Regions from separate parts of the Homo sapiens genome. Here region 1 is linked to region 2. A link is a loop called in an ENCODE intact Hi-C map of the cell type or tissue named here. Cell type or tissue: B cell. All regions are shown on one strand. Each heading gives the region's core, and the rest is flanking DNA. Links, peaks and the distances in the headings are about the cores only. Region 1 overlaps OTOA (otoancorin). Region 2 overlaps METTL9 (methyltransferase 9, His-X-His N1(pi)-histidine).

Region 1 (5,375 bases), core at 162-5,161, 62 kb before region 2:
AGACCAGCCTGGCCAACATGGCGAAACCTCGTCTCTACTAAAAACACAAAAATTCGCTGGGTGTGGTGGTGGGTGCCTATAATCCCAGCTACTCGGAAGGCTGAGGCAGGAGAATTGCTTGAACCCGGAGGCGGAGGTTGCAATGAGCTGAGGTTGTGCCATTGCATTCCAGCATGGGCGACAAGGGCAAGACTCCGTATCAAAAAAAAAATTAGATGACACCAAAATGCTTAGAACTCAAGTCTCCCAGATTTGGAGCCCTCTGGACTGGACCCAACCCAGGGACATTAATTGTCCCCAAAAGAATGTCCATTTTCCACCCCAGGAGCAGCAAGAACACAGATTAAGACTCCTGTCCCCACCAAAGAGGACTGTCTGCCTGACAGTTCCCTCTCTGCAGCCCAAGATTGGAATAAAATAGCATCATCCCTAATCCCAAAGTAATGGCAAAAACCGCAATTACTTTTTGCATCAACCTAATAGCAGCTTAACAGCAGGCAGGAAAATCCTGGGATGAGTCCCACACGTTGATCCCACTCAGGGATGGCTAATGCCCCTTGAGCTCCTACTCTGTGGTGTCACCTGGTGGTCTAGCTTCTTCATGTGTACCAACTCACATAATATTCGCAGCAATGCTACAGGATAAGTGCTACTGATTTGTTGTTGTTGTTGTTTAATTTTTTTTGAAATGGAGTCTTGCTCTGTCGCCCAGGCTGGAGTGTGGTGGCACAATCTCTGCTCACTGCAACCTCTGCCTCCCAGGTTCAAGCCATCCTCCTGCCTCAGCCTCCCAAGTAGCTGGAAGTACAGGCATGCACCACCACGCCCAGCTAATTTTTGTATTTTTAGTAGAGACGGGATTTCACCATGTTGATCAGGCTGGTCCCAAACTCCTGGCGTCAGGTGATCCTCCCACCTCAGCCTTCCAAAGTGCTGGGATTGCAGGTGTGAGCCACCTTGCCCGGCAGTAAGTGCTATTGTTGTCCACATATTACAAATAGAGAAACTGAGTCAAAGTGAAAATAGCAAATTGCCTAGTGTCACACAGCTAGTAAATGGCAGAGCAAGGATTTGAACCCAGGCAGTCCTCCTCAGCATCATCTTCTTACTGATTGGTTGCCCCCTGCTGTGTGTGTATAACTGATTGTTATGGATTAAATATTTGTGTCTCCCAAGAATTCATATGTCAAAGTCCTAACCCCTAATGTGATGGCATTGGGAGGTGAGACCTTTAAGAGGCCTTTAAGGGTTAGATGAGGTCATGAGATAATGAGGGTCAGGTGGGGCCCTGATCCAATGGGATTAGTTTCCTTGTAAGACGCAACACCAGAGAGCTTGCTCTCATGTGGTCAGGTGAGCACACAGCAAGATGGCGGCCACCTACAGGCCAAGAGAAGAGGCCTCAGAATGAAACCTACCTTTCTGACACCTCGATGTTGGACTTCCCAGTCTCCAGAACTGTGAGAAATAAATTTATGTTGTTTACGTCACTCAATCTACAGTATATTTTTATGGCAGCCTGGCAGGTCTAATACACTTAGGTCATCTTAGGGGAATAAAAAAGAGTTTAAAACTCCAGCTGACCTTCTCATGGGCCAAGTATTTGGCAGACAAGATGATGACCTGGCTCTTGGCCCAACCTGAGACCTGGTTGAGGGTGGAGATGGCTCCGTGCACAGCCTCGGGGGAGAGGGATTCCAGTTGGCTGTAGGTCAAACCTACAACTGCATCCGACAAAGAACCCAGGGTCTCATTGAGGGTCTGGTTCTCCATGGCAATGTCCAGGAGTTCTGCTTTGAGCTGGAAGGAGAGCAAACTGGAATGAGTGTTGACAGGAAGCAGGGCGGTGGCTCCCTCTGACCATATCCAGGGCTATTAGGACTCCACAGCACCTCCCTTGACCCTGTTCCATCAAAGCTTTTGGGCTCAGAAACGATGAAGGAAAGGGACTCCTGCCATGCCCAGACAGTGAGACACCACACGGAGGACACCTCTTCTGGCCTTAGCTTTCATGTGCCAAAAATTCCCTTTGTACTTCATTTAAATATTAATTTGTTATTAAATCAACCTTAATCCATGTCAGAAAGAAATGTTCCTTTTATAACTACACCACACTCTTATAGCATCTGTTGTCCTCTGGTGACCTTGAACTCTATATCCATATATACAGGCTGTTTTCCTTTCATTAAATAGCCAGGGGCCTTTTCACGATAATTTATAATCTGTGTAAAAATAACTTTTTTTTTTTTCTTAAGACAGAGTTTTGCTCTTGTCACCCAGGCTGGAGTATAATGGTGTGGTCTTGGCTCACTGCAACACTGCAACCTCCACCTTCCGGGTTCAAGCGATTCTCCTGCCTCAGTCTTCTGAGTAGCTGGGATTACAGGCACCCACCACCACACTAATGTTTGTATTTTTAGTAGAGACAGGGTTTCACCATGTTGGCCAGGCTGGTCTCAAACTCCTGACCTAATGTAATCCACATGCCTCAGCCTCCCAAAGTGCTGGGATTAGAGGCATGAGCCACCACATCCAGCCAAAAATAACTCTTCACAGTACAAGAAAGTAAAAGTCTCCTGAACATCCTACCACATAAAAATAACCATGATTAGCAATTGGGTGTATATGCTTCCAAGATTTCTTATACCTTTATAAATATAGAGACACTACATAGTTTTTACAGAGTTGTAATATGAACAGAAGCACAATTTACTCTTCTTAAAATTATCTCTTGCACCTCTTTGCACATTTCTATGATCATTTTAATAATTATTTTATTGCAATATGCCTGCCTAATGATAGTAAAGTGTGCGTTACAGCTGCTTTCGGTAAGGAATGTGATAAAGTCACCTACTATACAATGAGCTCTGTAACAAAAAACAAGAATGGTTCATATTTTAACACCCGAATTTACGTAATAACGTAGTCATTTCAGGCAGGTGCACAAAACGGGTTTCTGGCAATATTGAAATAGCCACTGGGGGGCAGCAGAGTGAAGTAGAAGAAACAACTGTCAAAGCGCCTGGGTTCTCTAAGTTCGGCAACTGCCTTACCTAGAAATCAGTTTCCACATCTGTAAAACGAAGGGGTGGACTACAGTGGCAGCTCCCAAAGTGTGGAGCACACCCAGCGGCATCTGCAACACCTGGGAACTTGTTAGAAACGCAGATTGCCAGGCTGCTCCCGGACCTCCTGAATCAGAGACTGGGTGGGGCTCCGAAATCCAGGGATCCCCAGACTCCGGGTCACAGATGGGGACCACCGGGACCCTGGCCTGTTAGGAACCAGCCACAGCAGGAGGTGAGCAGCAGGCCAGTGAGCATTACCGCCTGAGCTCTGCCTCCTGCCAGATCAGAAGCGGCATTAGATTCTCCTAAGAGCAAACCCTATTGTGCACTGTGCATGCAAGGGACCTAGTCTGTGCGCTCTTTATGAGAATCTAATGCCTGATGATCTGTCACTGTCTCTCATCACCCCCAGATGGGACCGTCTAGTTGCAGGAAAACAAGCTCAGAGCTCCCACTGATTTCACATTATGGTGAGTTCTATAGTTATTTCATTATATATTACAATGTAATAATAGAAATAAAGTGCACAGACCGGGCGTGGTGGCTCACGCCTGTAGTCCCAGTACTTTAAGAGGCCATGGCAGGCGGATCACGAGGTTAAGAGAATGAGATCATCCTGGCCACATGGTGAAACCCCGTCTCTACTACAAATACAATAAATAGCTGGGCGTGGTGGCGTGCACCTGTAGTCCCAGCTACTCAGGAGGCTGAGGCAGAGAATTGCTTGAACCTGGGAGGCAGAGGTTGCAGTGAGCCAAGATCGTGCTACCGCACTCCAGCCTGGCAACAGAGCGACACTCCATCAAGAAAGGAGAGGAGAGGGGAAGGGGAAAGGGATGGGGGGGGGAGGGGGAGGGAGGGAGGGAAGGAGGAAAGAAAGAAAGAGAGAGAGTGAGAAAGAGAAGAAAGAAAGGAAGGAAGGAGGGAAGAAAGAAAGAGAGAGACAGAAAGAGAAAGAAAGAGAAAGAAAGAAAGAAAGAAAGAAAGAAAGAAAGAAAGAAAGAAAGAAAGAAAGAAAGAAAGAAAAGGAAGGAGAAGGAAGGTAGGGAGGGAGGGAGGGAGGGAGGAAGGGAGGGAAGGAAGGAAGAGCACAATAAATGTCATGCACTTGAATCATCCTGAAACAATCCCCCGGCCCCAGTCCACGGAAAAAAATTGTCTTCCACAAAACCGGTCCCTGATGCCAAAAAATTGTCTTCCACAAAACTGGAGCGCTGCCACAAGCTGTATTTGAACAGGCCCTCCCTGTGATTTAGATGCACCCTCCAGTTTGAGAACAACTGAGCTAGATGATCCCAAAGGGCTCCCTCGTATCTAATTGCATGCCACCTTCTCCTTGGTCAGGGCTGCCACATGTTGAGACCCCTGGGCCTTAAAATACATTTATCTTCTTATTTTTGCTTGAGCTTGCTTAGGACGGATTCTTTTCCTTGGAAACAAAAATATGCATTCACAGGCTAGGCTCGGTGGCTGACGCCTGTAATCCCAGTACTTTGGGAGGCCAAGGCAGGTGGATCACTTGAGGTCAGGAGTTCAAGACCAGCCTAGTCAACATGGTAAAACCCCATCTCTACTAAAAACACAAAAAATTAGCCGGGCATGGTGGCATGCACCTGTAGTCCCAGCTACTCCAGAGGCTGAGGCAAGGCGAAGGTTGCAATGAGCTGAAATTGTGCCACTTGAACCCGGAAGGTGGAGGTTGCAGTGAGCTGAGATTATGCCACTGCATTCCAGCCTGGGTGACAGAATGAAACTCAAAAAAAAAAAAAAATGAATCTTATAAAAAAAAAAAAAAAGATGCGCTGACCAAAATAGATGACCACACTCTCAAATGTCAAATGTGTTTGGGGACTTTATGGTGATGTGTGGGAAACTGCTGTGAAATTATTGATGGCTTTATCAAAATTTCATTTAATATTATTTTCATGTCATCGTTTCGATTTTAAGCAAATTGAAAAGGGCCACAAAAAGTGGAATGGAAGGGGGTAGAATTGAGACTTGACTGGAAGGAAGAAGAGAGAGATGGAGAGGAAGGAAAATGAGAGAGAGCGTGTTTGCTCATCTGGTCTTGGGAACTCATAACCACCCTGCAATCCAGTGTTCTCAATCCTGGCTGCATTGAAATCACCTGAGAAGCATTAAAATCAGGCCATACCTCAGGCCACACCCCAGAACAATAACATCAGATTCTCTGAGGGTGGCACCTGGCAGGGATGTTACTAATCTAGAGGCAGGTTTGAGAACCACTGCTTTATCTCCTGCCGCTCCAGGTGTGCTCACCAGAGCAGCGGTTCCAGAATCACCTGG
Region 2 (5,375 bases), core at 182-5,181:
GCTCAATCAGCCTCCGGTCTCAGCCTCCTGAGTAGCTGTGACTAATGGCCACACCACCACGCCTGGCTCTTTGGCTTCCCTTTTAAAAACACTACCCAATTTGGAAGGCTGAGGCGAGTGGATTGCTTGAGCCCAGGAGTTTAAGACCAGGCTGGCCAACATCGCAAAACCCTGTCTCTACTAAAAATAAAAAAATTAGCCAGGCGTGGTGGTGCACACCTATAGTCTCAGCTACTCCAGAGGCTGCAGTGAGAGGATTGCTTGAGCCCAGAAGACAAAGGCTACAGTAAGTTAGCCAAGATCACACCACTGCATTCCAGTTTGGGCGACACAGTGGGACCCTATCTCAAAAATAAAAATGTGTAAATAATGGAATCGTCCACTTTTTAAAAATAATTTTACAAATAAAAATAAAAACATTATCTGAAAGATGACTTGAGACTGAGACAGTGCTTAACTTTGCTAAGTTTTGGCAGACCCAATTCCATTTTAAATTTCCACTCAGTATATACTATAAAATGTTTCACTGTACTTGTAAGGTGCTTGAGTCTGGGCAGGAGACATGAGGTTGTATTTCTCAGACTTGAGAGGGAATCCAATCCCCTTGGCTGGAGATGGAGCTGAGCTGGGCCTCCCACAGACACGAAGCTCAGAGAAGCTTGCAGGCCTCCTCCAGGTGACTGCACCCTCTTGTCTGGTTTGCATTTATCAGGTCACCACAGAGCTCCCAGCTCATCTCATGTTGCACAAATACTAAAATATAACATGATGAGAAGAGAGCAAGGCGCAGTGGCTCACACCTGTAATCCCAGCACTTTGGAAGGCCGAGGCAAGCGGGTCGCTTGAGTTTAGGGGTGCAAGATCAGCCTAGGTAACAAGGTGAAACCCTGTCTCTACAAAAAATACAAAAATTAGCTGGGCACAGTGCTGCAGGCCTACAGTCCCAGCTACTTTTGAGAAGCTAAGGCAGGATGATGGCTTGAACCTGGGAGGTCACAGTTGCAGTGTGCCGTGATTGCACCATTGCACTCCAGCCTGGGAGACAGAGACTCTGTCCAAAAACAATAACAAAAATGAAAACAAAAACAAAAAAACATGGTGAGAAGAGACTCGCATCACAAACGCCATGATTCTAACTTTAATTCCTCTGCTGTTATGAATGGGGATCCATAAGAGAAACGCTAAGAGAAAAAAGCCCCTGTCTGAAAATTAAGCATCAGACCACTTGGATGACTTTTCAGTTTCATTTACAGTAGCAAAGGACAAACTCACACAAATAGGACCATTTGGGAATATATGACCAGGCGGAACTCAGACCAAAAACTTGACAAATTCCAATTTGTCTCAACCAATACTATTTTACCTATGGCCTCCCCTGCCGCAAAAGAAGGGTTTAGGGCGGGTCTTTCCATTTGTGCACTCGAGTGGCTTTCCAGCTTCACATGCCTGGGATATAAAGGCCAAGGTGGGGGACTCAATCCTCATAACTTGGAAGAGCACCACATGGTGGACAGTACACTGGAGTGGGTGACTAATCCCAGCTCTGTGAACACCTTGTGGCTAGACGTCCACAACCATCTCTCCAACAGCCATCTGACACTGTGGGAACAGTAGCAGTGGCGGCTGCAGCAGCAATCGCTCCCTTGTATTTAATACTTACTATAGCTTAGGCAGGTAAACACTTCCTAGGCATCATCTTGAACGTCACACTAACTGCATGAGGTCAACAATACTATCCCCATTTTCTAATGAGGAAACTGAGATACTGAGATTATAATGCTGGGAACAGGCAGAGCTAGGATTTGAACTCAAGTCTGTGCTCTTTATCACAATATTGTTAATTAAATAAGATAAATGCTACAAGGGCCTACAAAGCAGCACACACGCCAGGGAGAAACCAAATCTGCTTAGCTATGGCCTGGCGAGCTCATATGGTCCCTGCTCAGTAATCAAAGACATGGTAGGCTAAGCCAGGGCTGCATTTCCACAGGTGTACATGTTGCCTTTTATCATGTTTCCCAAAGGGACACCAGGCTCACAAAGAAACAATTGTGAATGGCCATGAATTCCTGGCGATCTCAACTCCCACAAAGCACAAACATCGCTGCTGCTCATAGGCTCCATCAGCGGCAGCAACGTTCGTCTGGGGACACAGGTTACCACACTGAACACAGCACTCTGGGGAGGCCAGGGTGCGGACAAGAAAGCAGGCAGGAGATTAAGTGATTGGATCGAAGGAAAGCTTGTAAGGAGCAAGAGTCACAGATGGACCCCAAACTTCTGAGTCCAATACGGTGCCACCTCTATGCAGGCCTCCTGCACAGGGACTCTGTTCCCCTGAAGCCTCTCTAGGGCTGGCCTCCAGTGAACAGACATCATGTGACCCAGCAGGTCAAGGTCAGAAAACAGGAGGAGTTGGGGCAAGTGAGGACCACTGGTGTTTATTTTTAGTCTTATTTATATTGGGATTAAGGTAAGAAAAATAACAGAATGGCTGGGTTTCCTACCTCAAAAATATAATAAAAGCACAAAGTGAGGTGGCAGGCCCATTAACCCACTCATCTGCTTCCTCCCACAGGTGCTGTGGGCGCCTGTACTCTCTCTGTCACACAACCGTGGTACCTAGAAGTGGACTACACTCATGAGGCCGTCACCATAAAGTGTACCTTCTCCGCAACCGGATGCCCTTCTGAGCAACCAACATGCCTGTGGTTTCGCTACGGTGCTCACCAGCCTGAGAACCTGTGCTTGGACGGGTGCAAAAGTGAGGCAGACAAGTTCACAGTGAGGGAGGCCCTCAAAGAAAACCAAGTTTCCCTCACTGTAAACAGAGTGACTTCAAATGACAGTGCAATTTACATCTGTGGAATAGCATTCCCCAGTGTGCCGGAAGCGAGAGCTAAACAGACAGGAGGAGGGACCACACTGGTGGTAAGAGGTCAGTCAGCGAGGCTTTATTTCAGTGCATCATTGCATCTTGTTCAGGCCTGTAAAATCATTACCTCACTCACATGTAGAAATCAGGAGATAAATTTGCTAAGTTAATACCCTAGCCAGTGATGGGTGTGATCTGAACACAAGTCACCATGAGGTTTGGACTAAAGAACTACTCCAACTGGCTGGGCGTGGTGGCTCACACCTGTAATCCCAGCACTTTGAGGCTGAGGTGGACGAATCACTTGAGGTCAGGAGTTCAAGACTAGCCTGGCCAACATGGTGAAACCCCATCTCTACTCAAAATACAAAAATTAGCCGCGCATGGTGGCATGCACCTGTAGTCCCAGCTGCTTGGGAGGTTGAGGCAGGAGAATCGCTTGTAACCCAGGAGGCGAAGGTTGCAGTGAACCGAGATCGCACTACTGCACTCCAGTCTGGGCAACAAAGCAAGACTCCATCTCAGAAAAACAAAAGAACTACTCCAATCCATCTCGAACATCCACTAACACAAAGTCAGTGATTTGCTGGGTGCTCTATTCTCCCTACATGGTGATGTTTAACCAACCATGTTCACCTCTTTTGTATATTACAGTGATTTAGTGTAAAGTACCATGTCCAAAGGGAACCTTGTGGTGAGTAACTATCAGCTTTCTCAGGAACTAGTCTGGTAATGCACCACCTAGAACAAAGCACTAGAGAAGTGTAAAAGATCAATAAATTGGACCCACAGAAACTATGCAACATGGAGAATAAGCACAGATTTGGAGAGAAGCTACTCAGGGATCCCTGACCCTTCCCATTCTGCCTGGACATCAGTGAACGGAAAGTGATGACTCTCACTTCCTGAGATTTGATAAAACCCATGACAATTCCTCAGCCGAGCGAGGACATCAAACATAGCTAAATCCTATCAGTAATTTCACCAAGTCATTCCCTTGAGTAAACTGAGATTAAGACATTCCCGAGAAAAAAAAAGGGGGAATTTCAGAGAAAAAGCTTTACATGATTCTGAAGGAAAAAAGAGAACAGCAGCAACTCCTCGCCTTGTTGGGGTCTCTTCCCTTAGGAAGGACCCTGGTATGATGAGCAGAGATTGTTAAAACATGAACTCAAAATCAACCAGCCCTTCGATTTCAAAATAGGACTCTGAGGAAGGGAGACCATCCAGTATTATAACCTGTGCTTTTAAACTACGAGGGTTCTAATGGGCTTTTGATATTCAAATGTCATTTAACCTTAGTTTATTCTCATCTGTCAGCTAAATTATAAATAAGTTAAGGCACTTAAAGCATTTTTAATAGTGCCTGGCATATAGCAAATAACAAATGTTAGCTACTGATATGAAAACACACACAGCTTTAGAGATTTGTATGTCTCACTGCATTAGCCTTCTAAAAACATGTTAGTCAAAGGGAAAAATGGCTTGTAAAAAGATGAAGGTCTCAAAGCTGCAAGGCTTATATAAAGTGAAGTGAAAGTGAAAGGCAGAATTGAAAGTGTTAAGGCAGACATGGCAACTTCCTGTCTCTTCTACAGAACTCCTATTTTCACACTGAAGCTTTTTTATTTTAGTTGTATAGATGTGGTTAATTTGTTAGTTTCACAAATAAAAATGTATGCTGCATAAACTGCATTCACAGGATAAGCATCTATGGGATTTTTCTTTCTTTTTTTTTAAGACAAGAGTCTTGCTCTGTCGCCCGGGCTGGAGTGCCGTGGCGTGATCTCAGCTCACTGCAACCAACCTCCACCTTCCGGGTTCAAGCGATTCTCCTGCCTCAACCTCCTGAGTAGCTGGGATTACAGGCATGTGCGACCACGCCCAGCTAATTTTGGTATTTTTAGTAGAGATGGGGTTTCGCCATGTTGGCCAGGCTGGTGTCAAACTCCTGATCTCAAGTGATCTGCCCACCTCGGCCTCTCAAAGTGCTGGGATTACAGGCATGAGCCATCACACTCAGTCTCATCTATGGGATATTTAGTTGGAAAGTACAGGCTATTCAGACAGTAAGTACAAATCTAATTGTATTTTGTACTCCAAATAGTCAGGTAATTGAAGACATGGCATGTTACTTAATCCCTACCCAGAGCACAAGACAATTTCTGCAAGGAGAGAGAAATTCCGAATGTGAAAATGGATTCAATAACTCTATTTCCAGAATTTTATCATAAAGAAAGAAGAGCACATTTGGCAAAAGTGCCTGTCTTTCAAGCACGCAGTGAGCACTGCGCTCCTCAATGTATGGCCTTCCCAGGTTCTTTCACAGATGGGACTCTTCAGCTATGTGTACTAGTTCCAAGGCTATAAATATCACCCTTAACAAATACATATGAAAATATCTTAACCACATAGGCAGACTCTTGATGATACTGGTAAACCGTTTCTACCAAAAGAGATTTTAGATGCCCTTGAACAAACTGTCTGGAAATGTTTATCT

The links. Peaks named below come from ENCODE experiments on the same cell type or tissue, not always from the same donor. Only the 100,000 strongest peaks of a DNase experiment are listed, where the experiment ranks them.
Region 1: it touches region 2 in a loop (7-fold over the local background); 76 of 110 quality-filtered maps call a loop at or near these places.

Annotation. Positions count from the first base shown.
Region 1 is chr16:21,706,313-21,711,687 of GRCh38, reverse strand. OTOA (otoancorin) reads right to left here. Exons shown (of 29, transcript NM_144672.4): 13 at 1,585-1,800. Among named protein-coding and RNA genes, the nearest start is that of OTOA, 45 kb to the right of the region's middle. In B cell, for the core only: CTCF peaks have their summits at 2,766 and 2,967 (motif pointing right); a DNase peak (open chromatin) is centred at 2,977.
Region 2 is chr16:21,644,696-21,650,070 of GRCh38, reverse strand. All of the region lies in intron 4 of METTL9 (methyltransferase 9, His-X-His N1(pi)-histidine), which reads right to left. It overlaps IGSF6 (immunoglobulin superfamily member 6), which reads left to right. Exons shown (of 6, transcript NM_005849.4): 2 at 2,579-2,938. It overlaps LOC124903663 (a long non-coding RNA gene), which reads right to left. Exons shown (of 2, transcript XR_007065025.1): 1 at 4,895-5,375; 2 at 2,604-3,139. Among named protein-coding and RNA genes, the nearest start is that of IGSF6, 5.2 kb to the left of the region's middle. RefSeq lists an enhancer at 4,346-4,525. In B cell, for the core only: no CTCF peak of the experiment used is centred there; DNase peaks (open chromatin) are centred at 2,680, 3,460, 4,480 and 5,083; H3K4me3 peaks cover 1,648 bases; H3K27ac peaks cover 3,875 bases.